Regions from separate parts of the Homo sapiens genome. Here region 2 is linked to region 1. The links are chromatin contacts, found by Hi-C or POLR2A ChIA-PET in ENCODE. All regions are on one chromosome and are shown on one strand. Each heading gives the region's core, a stretch centred on a gene start or an enhancer-like site at or near the end of the contact. The rest is flanking DNA. Distances are from core to core; before and after follow the strand shown.

What was found. A loop is a pair of places that touch in the nucleus more often than their neighbours do. ChIA-PET counts read pairs that join two places held with the same protein, here RNA polymerase II (POLR2A). Pooled maps may share reads with other maps.
Region 2: a loop to region 1 is called in a map with no recorded cell type, with 18 times the contacts of the local background. The contact joins the promoter of RFX1 here to the promoter of DDX39A in region 1. A Hi-C loop is called at or near these places in 5 of 37 single-sample maps with no recorded cell type and 13 of 50 pooled maps. POLR2A ChIA-PET finds 5 or more read pairs at or near these places in 2 of 52 experiments (A673 and activated B cell).

The regions. Positions count from the first base shown.
Region 1 is chr19:14,415,482-14,420,590 of GRCh38, forward strand. DDX39A (DExD-box helicase 39A) reads right to left here and starts at 3,860. Exons shown (of 11, transcript NM_005804.4): 1 at 3,789-3,860. RefSeq lists silencers at 1,253-1,332, 1,353-1,442, 3,590-3,689 and enhancers at 2,440-2,489, 2,860-2,919, 3,330-3,469.
Region 2 is chr19:14,003,633-14,008,741 of GRCh38, forward strand. RFX1 (regulatory factor X1) reads right to left here and starts at 2,688. Exons shown (of 21, transcript NM_002918.5): 1 at 2,471-2,688. RefSeq lists enhancers at 1,914-2,442, 2,443-2,970, 2,971-3,498 and silencers at 2,110-2,489, 2,540-2,719.

The sequences.
Region 1 (5,109 bases), core at 2,610-5,109:
AGATGGGGTTTCACCATGTTGCCCAAGCTGATCTCCAACTTGTGGGCTCAGGCGATCCGCCCACCTCAGCCTTCCAAAGTGCTGGGATTACAGGTGTGAGCCACCACACCTGGCCTCATTTCTTTCCATGGTCACCTAATGTTCCATCTCACCAACATACTACATTTTGCTTAACCACTGTCAGCTGGACATGTAGGTGCCATCATCTCTTGCCTGAATTAAGCCAATATCCTCCTCCCTGGTTTCCCTGTTGCCATCCCCCAGCCCCTCCCCAGAGCAGCCAGAAAGACCCTATCAAACTAAGTCACGGCCAGGCGCGGTGGCTCACACCTGTAATCCCAGCACTTTGGGAGGCCTAGGCGGGCGGACCACCTGAGGTCAGGAGTCCAGGACCAGCCTGACCAACATGGTGAAACCCCATCTCTACTAAAAATACCAAAAATGTGCCGGGTGTGGTGGCGGGTACCTGTAATCCCAGCTACTTGGAGGCAGGAGAATCACTTGAACCTAGGAGGCAGAGGTTGCAGAGAGCCGAGATCACACCATGGCCCTCCAGCCTGGGCGACAGAGCAAGACCAAGACTCTGTCTCAAAAAAAAAAACAAACCTAAGAGTACATCACTATTCTGCTCAAAACTTTTAATGGGTTCCTACTGTGCTTAGAAAAAAACTCGAGTCCTCACAAAGCCAGCCTACCGGGCCCCTCCTAACCCGACTCCTCTATACTCATACCTCATCTCCCCCATTGCCCCTCACTCGCCAGCCTTGCTGCCGTGTCTCAAACACACCTCAGCACCTTTGCACTTGCTGTTCCTGCTGCCTGGAAGGGTCACAAATCCCCCACTTCTTTTGGGCCTCCTTTGCTCCAGAAAGGCATTTCCTCACAGCCCCAACTAAAACAGCACCGCTTCCAGTCAGCCCTGCCCTGTGAGAACAGCTAATAAGCACTCCATAGCAATGGCTGAATAAATGGAACTAGAATAAAGGCGTTCAGGCAGAGTTGAACATGTCTCTTTATCTGACCCTTCAAACAGGCAATCTGAAGGGGTCACTTCCCAGGCAGCAGGGAAAACAGGAGCCAAGAAAGGTCAGTCCGAAAAGCACCAGAGCCTTTTGGGGTATGCAGAGTAGGACTAGCTGGCTGGCGTCAGGGCAGAAGACAAAGCTGGAAGAGCTGGTCAGCCACACAGGGCATGTGTTTGTTTGTTTGTTTTTTTGTTTTTTGAGACAGGGTCTCGCTCTGTCACCCAGGCTGGAGTGCAGTGGTGCAATCATAGCTCACTGGAGCCTCGACCTCCCAGGCCCAGTGAGTCCACCACCTCAGCTTCCTGTGTAGCTGGGACTACAGGTGCATGCCACCACGCCTGGCTAATTTTTGTTTTAGTAGAGACAGTGTTTCACCACGTTTCCCAGGCTGGTCGTGAACTCCTGGACTCAAGCAAACCTCCTGCCTCTGCCTCCCAAAGTGCTGGGATTACAGGAATGAGCCACCCACCACGCCCAGCCTGGGCCTGTGTACTTGTTAAGCAATAGGGAACTGCTAATTAGATTGGAGCTGAGCCACTCAATCAGGATCTGCCCAAGAGTACTGTAACTTACTCCTCCGATGAAGGGGTAGGTTAAGACCAGTAGCAGGGAAAACCAGTCACCAAATAAAAGAGAAGTAACCAGGGTAGGGGCGTGAGGTAAGGAAAGAAAGGGTGGGACATGCCAAAAGACAGGAACATCCCCTGACCAATCCATGGGTAGAGAAAAGCCACAGTCTATTCTGGGCTCCAAATCTAGGTGGCCAAGAGATGGTGTATTTTAAGGAAATAAAGCAAAGTTGTTTTGTTGGTGGGGAAATAAATTTGGGGCAGGCCCGGCATGGTGCCTCACTTCTGTAATCCCAGCACTTTGAGAAGCCAGCGTGGGAGGATGGCTTGAGCCCAGGAGTTCGAGACCAACCTGGACAATAAGTCGAGACCGCGTCTATACAAAAACAATTTTTAAAAAAGTAGCCGGGTGGGTGGGGGGAGGGGGGAGGGACAGCATTAGGAGATATACCTAATGCAAATGACGAGTTAACGGGTCCAGCACACCAACATGGCACATGTATACATATGTAACAAACCTGCACGTTGTGCACATGTACCCTAAAACTTAAAAAAACTTAAAAAACACATAGCCCAAGGGGCACCTTCTATGTAGCAAAGGCTAAAAAATAAATAAGTAGAAATTAAAAAAAGAAAAAAATTAGCCCGGTGTGGTGGCATGGGCCTGTAGTCCCAGCTACTTGGGAGGCTGTGCCGGGAGGATCGCTTGAGCCAGGAGGTCGAGGCTGCCAGTGATGGCGCCATGGCATTCCAGCCTGGGTGACAGAGGGAGACCCTTTCTCAAGAAAAATAAATTTAAAAAAAGAAATTGGGGCCCAGCGTGGTGGCTCATGCCTGTAATCCCAGCACTTTGGGAGGCGAAGCGGGCGGATCACTTGAAGTCGGGAATTAGAGACAAGCCTGGGCAACATGGTGAAACCCCGTCTCTACTACAAATACAAAAATTAGCCGGATGTGCTTGCTTGAACCCGGAAGACGGAGGCTGCAGTGAGCCGAGATAGTGTCACTGCACTCCAGCCTGGGCGACAGAGCAAGGCTCTGTCTCAAAAAAAAAAAAAAAAAAAAAAAAAGAGAGAGAGAGATAAATAAATTGGGGTGAACCGAATCTGCTAAGATAAAATTTTCGAGAAACCGGGCTGGACAGGATCTAAAGCTCAAAACTGATTAGATCAGGAAAGGATCCGGCGGGGTTTTCCCCGCCCAAAGTGGGTGGCCATGACCGCTAAGGCGCCAGGAGCGCATGAACTTGAAAGGTGACAGCGGGGAACTCACAACCCAGACACGCCACGTGTACCCAGTTACCCTCAAGTGTCCCCAGGCAGGCTTTCCACCCCGGAGTTTATTCCCACCTGGGGACTCCTATTTCCAAAAGAAAATCTTTTTTTCATTCTGTTTTTTTTGAGGCAGAATCTCGCTCTGTCACCCAGGCTGGAGTGCAGTGTCGCGATCTCGGCTCACTGTAACCTCCACCTCCCGGGTTCAAGCGATTCTCGTGCCTCAGCCTCCCGAGTAGCTGGGACCACAGGCGCTCGCCACCACGCTCGGCTGATTTTTTTTTGTATTTTGAGTAGAGACGAGGTTTCACCATGTTGGCCAGGCTGGTCTCGAACTCCTGACCTCAAGTGATCCGCCCTCCTTGGTCTCTCCCAAAGTACTGAGATTACAAGAGCCACCGCGCCCGGCCTTCCAAAATAAAGTCTTATTTGCTCTAAATCTCAGAATCCCGAATCCCGTAAAAAGTAGACCAAGAAGAAGGTAGACTGGGAAAGGGATCAAGTCCCTCGGACCCAAAGAAACCCCTGACAACTGAAAGCTCCAACTTCTCCCACCCAGGCCCCAGACCCCGGCGTCACCCCCTCGTCCCTCTCCAAATGGCCCCAGGCCGCCGCGGGGTCTATTCGGACGAACTGACAGACTCCAAGTGGGGCTCGGAGCGCCGTAGGCCATGACAGCCCCTCCGAGAAGCGGGCCCCGAGCCCCGAGCACCGCGCGCCAACGGCTGGCCCACCCCTAGCGCATGCGCCCCGGTGCCCAACGGCCAACACACAGCGCTCTGACACACCAACCGCCCCGCCCCCACCGTCTCGCGACCCTTTCTCCCCCTCCCCTTAGATCCCAACGTCTCCCCTCGTCCTCTCGCTCTCAGTTCAGACGTCCCCACACCGCGGCCCCGCGCCCGGGATCCGCTGCTCACCTGGCTCCCCGTTCTTCTCCGCGCGCTGCTAAGAGACACTTCCAACTTCGGTTTTCCGCCGGGCGCTCAGACACGAGTTGCTGCGCTTCCTGCCTCTTGCGTCGGGCTGCTGCTCTGCTGACTGGGCCGCTGCCTTTTCATTCAAGAGAGGCCGAAGCGGTGATTGGGTCCTGTGGAAGGGACCGGGAGATTATTGGCGGAGACGGGAAGAAAGAGGGCGTGCCTTACGCCTCGCGTTTATTGGTCAATCTAAAAGTAGGCGCGCCCCAGTGAGCCGACAGACTGGCTCCGACAGCGCGCGGTCTCGTGATCTGGGTGTGGTGCTCGGTGGGAGCCGCCATGTTTAGTACTGATAACTGAAGACCGGATGATTGCGTTTTGGCGTGTGCCCCACCTTTTCGAAGAGTGGCGTCTGCGCTGGGCGCTGAAACCAGAACTGTCCCAGTTGCTATCAATCTGCGGCCTGGGGGTCCTCCACAGTGTAGGCTCTGAAAAGAATAGGGAGCTTGGAATGACTCAAATGGACAGAACATTTTGCAGTATTTGGATTTCTATCGCTCCACGATAGTTTTGTCTCCTTGATTTTCACGTTAGTAGAAGCATGCAATAGGTTGTCTTTTGTGTCTGACTTTTGCTCAACAAAGCTGTTTTTTTGAGACGGAGTCTGGCTCTGTCACCTAGGCTGGAGTGCAGTGGCGCGATCTCTGCTCACCACAACCTCCGCCTCTCGGGTTCAAGCGATTCTCCTGCCTCAGCCTCCTGAGTAGCTGGGACTGCTGGCGCCCGCCACCACACCTGGCTAATTTTCATATTTTTAGTAGAGAGGGGTTTCGCCATGTTGGCCAGGCTGGTCTCGAACTCCTGGCCTCATGTGATCTGCCCATCTCCGCCTCCCAAAGTGCTGGGATTACATGAGCCACCCTGCCTGGCCGCAGCAAAGTGTTTTTGAGAGTTGTCCATGTTGTGGGGATATCAACAGCTCGTTATTTTTTACTGCTGAGTGGTATTTCATTGTGTGGCTATACTATAATGTAGCCAATATAGTTTCACTCACCTGTTCTTGGCCAATTGATTGTTTCCGGTCTTTGGCCACTGTTAATAGAGCTTGTACTGTAAGAGTATTTTGGGGAAGATAAATTTTCATTTCTTTTAAATACTTAGGAGTGGCATGGTGGCATGGTCACTAAGCTTTATTAGATCCTGGCAGATTTATTTTCCTATCATCCTTCCTCCCTCTTTCCCTCCACTTTCTTCTTTCTTTCTTCAGGGTGTCACTCTTGTTACCTATCATGCCCAGCTAATTTTTAAAAATTTGGTAAAG
Region 2 (5,109 bases), core at 1,438-3,937, 410 kb before region 1:
TATTTTCTGGGATCCATAGCACAGAAACATGAGATTGAAAGGACTACCAAGGATTACTGCCCCTAGATGAAAGGAAGGGAAACTGAGGCCCAGAAAACTTAAGTAACTCACCTAAGAGCACACAGCTAGAAAAGCTGACTGTTTCAAGTCAGCTTCAAATCACCCTAGTGTTCTCTTCCTAGTCAAATGACTCCTCAGGCCCTTCATCTGTAAATGTAACTGGTGACTGAGGCAGTCAACATGACCAGATAATTGGTAACATCACTTTCTGCTCAGTTAGCTTTTTTTTTTTTGAGACAAGTCTCACTCTGTTGCCCAGGCTGGAGTGCAGTGGCCTGTGATCTCAGCTCACTGCAACCTCCGCCTCCCAGGCTCAAGCAATTCTTGTGTCTCAGCCTCCCGAGTAGCTGGGATTACAGGCATGTGCCACCACGCCTGGCTAATTTTTTTAGAAACAGGGTTTCACCATGTTGGCCGGGCTAGTCTCAAACTCCTGACCTCAGGTGATCCGCCCACCTCAGCCTCCCAAAGTGCTGGGATTACAGGTGTGAGCCACCACGCCCAGCCTGCTCAGTTAGCTTTTTTAAGAAGGGCTAGCCGGGCGCGGTGGCTCACGCCTGTAATCCCAGCATTTTGGGAGGCCGAGGCAGGTAAATCTCGAGGTCAAGAGATCAAGACCATCCTGACCAACATGGTGAAACCCCGTCTCTACTAAAAATACGAAAATCAGCCGGGCATGATGGCGAGCGCCTGTAGTCCCAGCGACTCAGGAGACTGAGGCAGGAGAATCACTTGTACCCGGGAGGCGGAGGCTGCAGTGAGCCAAAATCAAGCCACTGCACTCCAGCCTGGCCACAGAGTGAGACTCCGTCTCCAAAAAAAAAAGTGCTGATGATCCGTCTAGCAACTTGGCATTTCTAGCTTTTTTGTTTGTTTTACTGAAAATTAATCTCCACCTGTCCTAACTTTCAAAGAGTCCCTGCCTCCTCTAAAAAGGGCCAGGCCTAGAAAAAGTACCTGGAGAAGTTAGGACCCGCCAACCCCCACCAGACCAATCTCAAACTCTTGGGAAAAAGCCTGAAATGATCCTTTTCCTTGGAATGTATTGACTGATTTAAAAGGAAATGGCTGCAGTTTGCACACCGACACTAAGCTCAAAAGCAAGACGGAGAATAAGCCAACTAGACTTGGCCTGGCTGGCTACTTAAAAAAAAAATTCCTCCCCGAGCTGGCAGGATATTGTCACCCTAAAAAGCAGTGGCAAAGATTCTCCTCTCACAAACATGGATAGCTTCCCCTTCCCTCTGACCGCTCCTGCCCACGTGGCCCTAGAGGCTGGGACCTTGTCAGTGACATGTGACTCGGTTGACACTCGTTTGACACAAAAACATGTGTCTGGCCAAGAGAAGCGGGTTTAAAAAATCTAAGAAACTTCCTCAGGCTTCATTTGCTCCCCCATTCCCAGTAGGGGAGACCTCGATGGGCAGGACCCAGAAACGTTCCATCTCCAGGAACAAACCCCCGCAACCTCAAACCAGGAAACATCAGGTCTCAAACAGCAGCCCAGAGAAAAGCACTCAGGTTTCTGTTCCTCTAAAGCATTCCCTCATGGTCACTCCTCCCTACCATGGACTTTGATTTCTGCAAACCAGATCCTCCACGCTAAAGCCAAATCGACTCCTAGCTCCTCCATGAAACTTTGCTTCCTCTTTGCTTCCTCCCAGAGAGAAGGTGGCAGGTTTAGGAGTGGGCTGCAGTGTTGAAATCAGGACTAGCTGACAGTTATTTTATCAAACCACATTCAGAAACGGTAGATACGAGGAAAAGGTTCAAAGATAAGCCGTAAGTAAAATTCCTGGAAGGAATGAGGAGTCCCGGTACTGCAGGAAAAGGGCGATGTCAATGATTCTCCCCATTTTACAGGATGGAAAACTGAGGCCTCAGATGGACAGGCACTTGTCCAAGTTCTGAGTCCTGGGACAACTGCAAAGCTCTTAAGGAAGAAGGGAGTCGCTTAAGGATCTGGAAGGCGGACCGGGTGGTGGCTGCCCACCCTGGTTCCCGAGGTGGAGGTTGGGGAGACCCAGCCGGCCCCGCCCATACCTTCCCTCCTGGTCCCGCCCACCCACCTTGGCCCCGCCTCGTACCTCCCTCGCTCCCATTGGCCCAGCCTCCCCAGGCCCGCCCCTTCGCGCTCCCGACATATAAAAGCCCCCCGCCCCGGCCTGCCGACCTCCACTCGCCGCGGGCCTGCGAGCGCCCGCCCCTCGCGGGGGCCGGGCCGCGGGGACGGGGGCGGGTGGTGTCGTTCCAGCCGGGCCCCGGCCCCCTCCCCCACGGTCCAGACAGTCGCCGCCGCCATTTTGACCGCCCGCCCCTTCCCCCCGGACTGTGATTACAGAGACACCTACTGCCCCGGCCCCGCCGCCCACCCCGGCCCGGCCAGCCACCCCGGGGCCGCCCTGGTTACCTCCGCTTCTCCCCACTTCTGTCTGCGGAAACGCTTTTCGGAGGTCTCGGAGTCGATGTTGGGAAGGGGACGGGACGTGCTGGGGTCCCCGGGCCGGGCCTGGGGGGTGGGGGTGGGGGTCGGCCGGGCGGTTGTTGTTGTTGACTCGCGTTGCCGGGTTGCTTGGTCGCCACGACTACCGTGGCTATGGCGCCTCCGTTTCCCTCACCGGGGCAACTGTTGCTACCCACCCTAGTTACGTCACGCGCGGGGGCGGGGCCCGGGGTGATTGGCGGCGGCCGGAGAAGTGATTGGACGGCGCCAGGCCTTGCAGCTAAACTATTAGTTCCGATGCACGCTTTTCAACACCCTCTGGACTTCCCGGCGATCTGATTTATCAGTATGAATGTCCATCAAAAGAAACTGAACCCTCAAAGGCAGCCGGGCCCGTCACTCCGGCAGGGAAGCAGCTGGTTAAGAATAAAGGGGTAGGACTCGTGAGGACGGGATTGGTTTGCCGATGTAAAACCGGCCTCCTGGTTCGACTAAAGGGACGTCAATCTACCAAAGGTTTGCCGCGCTCTCTGGCTGGAGGCCGTGCGCATGCTCGGCACGCAAGGCCGATTGGGAGTTGTAGTCCGCTCTTGCGTACACTTTACATGTCTTACCAAATTAAAAAGGCGAGAAAGGAAGACTCCGCTCCAGACTTCTCTCTCGCTCGGTGGGCCAGTTTCTGGCTTCTTGCGCTGACGTCAGGGGAGGAATGCAGTGACGCAGCGCAGCCCCTCTGTGACGACAGCGGCGAAGGCCGGACTCGGGATTCGATGACGTCACTGGGCGCGCGTCCCCCTTCCCCACTGCCCATGGCCCCGTCGGGGTTGGGTGGAAGCGGGAGGCCGCGGCGGGGTTCGATCCCAGCTCCCACCCGCTGGGGTGACATCCTCCTCCGCCCAAGCCGGCCAGACAGCGCGGCCGCCGCGCCTTCTCCCGCCTCCCGGTCCCCTCCAGCCGGAAAAGGTCACCGCTGCCGGGGTGACCGCGGCTATCTCTGCCCCGCAGGCGGTGCGGCCGCCTTGGGAAAGGTCTCTGCAAGGCGGGGGACTTCATTCGCGGCTTCAACCGCGGTAGATAAGCAAAGGTCAGCCCCGACCCAGCCCAGGGAGCTTGGTCCGCCCAGGAGAGCTCACCACAACCCCCGCCACACACACACACCTCCCACACATACGCTCCTCTGTGCCTCAGTTTCCTCAAGGGACTGTCTGGGTGCTGCAGGACGAGAAGAGACAGAAACAGGGCCCGGACTAGGGTGAACATCTTGGGAGCAAAAACTCAGTCATCAAGATAAATAATCTTCTAATTCAATATTTGTTAAATATCCAAATTAATGGGAAAAAATAAATCTATGATGAACAAAACATCACAATTTTAAATAAAGACAGGATCCGCCAACACAGGGATTAAGGTGAGATGCGTTATGCAAGCTCAGGGTCAGATCTTGTGTTTAAAATAAATTTATTATTATTATTTTTTGAGACGGAGTCTCACTCTGTCGCTGAGGCTGGAGTGCAGTGGCGCAATCTCGGCTCACTGCAAGCTCCGCCTCCCAGGTTCACGCCATTCTCCTGCCTCAGCCTCCCGAGTAGCTGGGACTACAGGTGCTCGCCACCACGCCCGGCTAATTTTTTGTATATTTAGTAGAGACGGGGTTTCACCGTGTTAGCCAGGATGGTCTCGATCTCCTGACCTCGTGATCCGCCCGCCTCGGCCTCCCAAAGTGCTGGGGTTACAGGCGTGAGCCACCACGCCCGGCCTACTTTTTATGTTTTAAATGTCAATTATCTTATGACTGAGCTCTTTGGCCTTCTCTTAAATTTTGCATTCTCATCCCAGGTAGGCCCTAGAACAGCAAGGGGAAAAGAAAACAGGCTCAGACAGCCCTGAAGTCTAATGCCAGCCCTGCTGTGTGGCATTCAGAAAGTGACTCCACCTAAGTTTGTTTCCTAATTCAACCAACATTATATTTCCTCGGTGCAAGGCCCTGGGCTATACAAGTGAAGAAAGGTGACTTCATTTATGGTGGCTCACACCTGTAATCCCAGCACTTTGGGAGGCCAAGCAAGGAAGATTGCTTGAGCCAAGGAGTTCAAGACCAGCCTTGGCAACAAAGCAAGACACCCGTCTCTACAAAAATTAGCTGGGCATGGTAGTGTATGCCTGTAATCCCAGCTACTCCGGAGGCTGAGGTAGGAGGATTGCTTGAACCCGGGAGGGGGAGGTTGCAGTGAACCAAGATTCTGCCACTGCACTCCAGCCTGGGCGACAGAGCGAGACTTTGTCTCAAAAAAAAAAAAGCAATTAGCTAGGCGTGGTGGCATGTGCCTGTGGTCCCAGCTACTCTGGAGGCTGAGGCTGGCAGGATTGGTTCAGCTCCGGAGGTAGAGGCTGCAGTAAGCAATGATTGTGTGGTCCAGCCTGAGTCTCAGAAAAAAAAGAAAAAAAGGAAAAAAAAGAAAGCAAACAACTCCCTTTGCATTCTAGGATGGGATACACAATAAACAGATAAATTGTAAGATAGGCTCCTTAGAGTCCTGAGAGCAACATAAGAGAGTGGGGTAGGAGAATGAGAGGATGCTGTAGCCAGTGTTATCTGAGGGGGGATG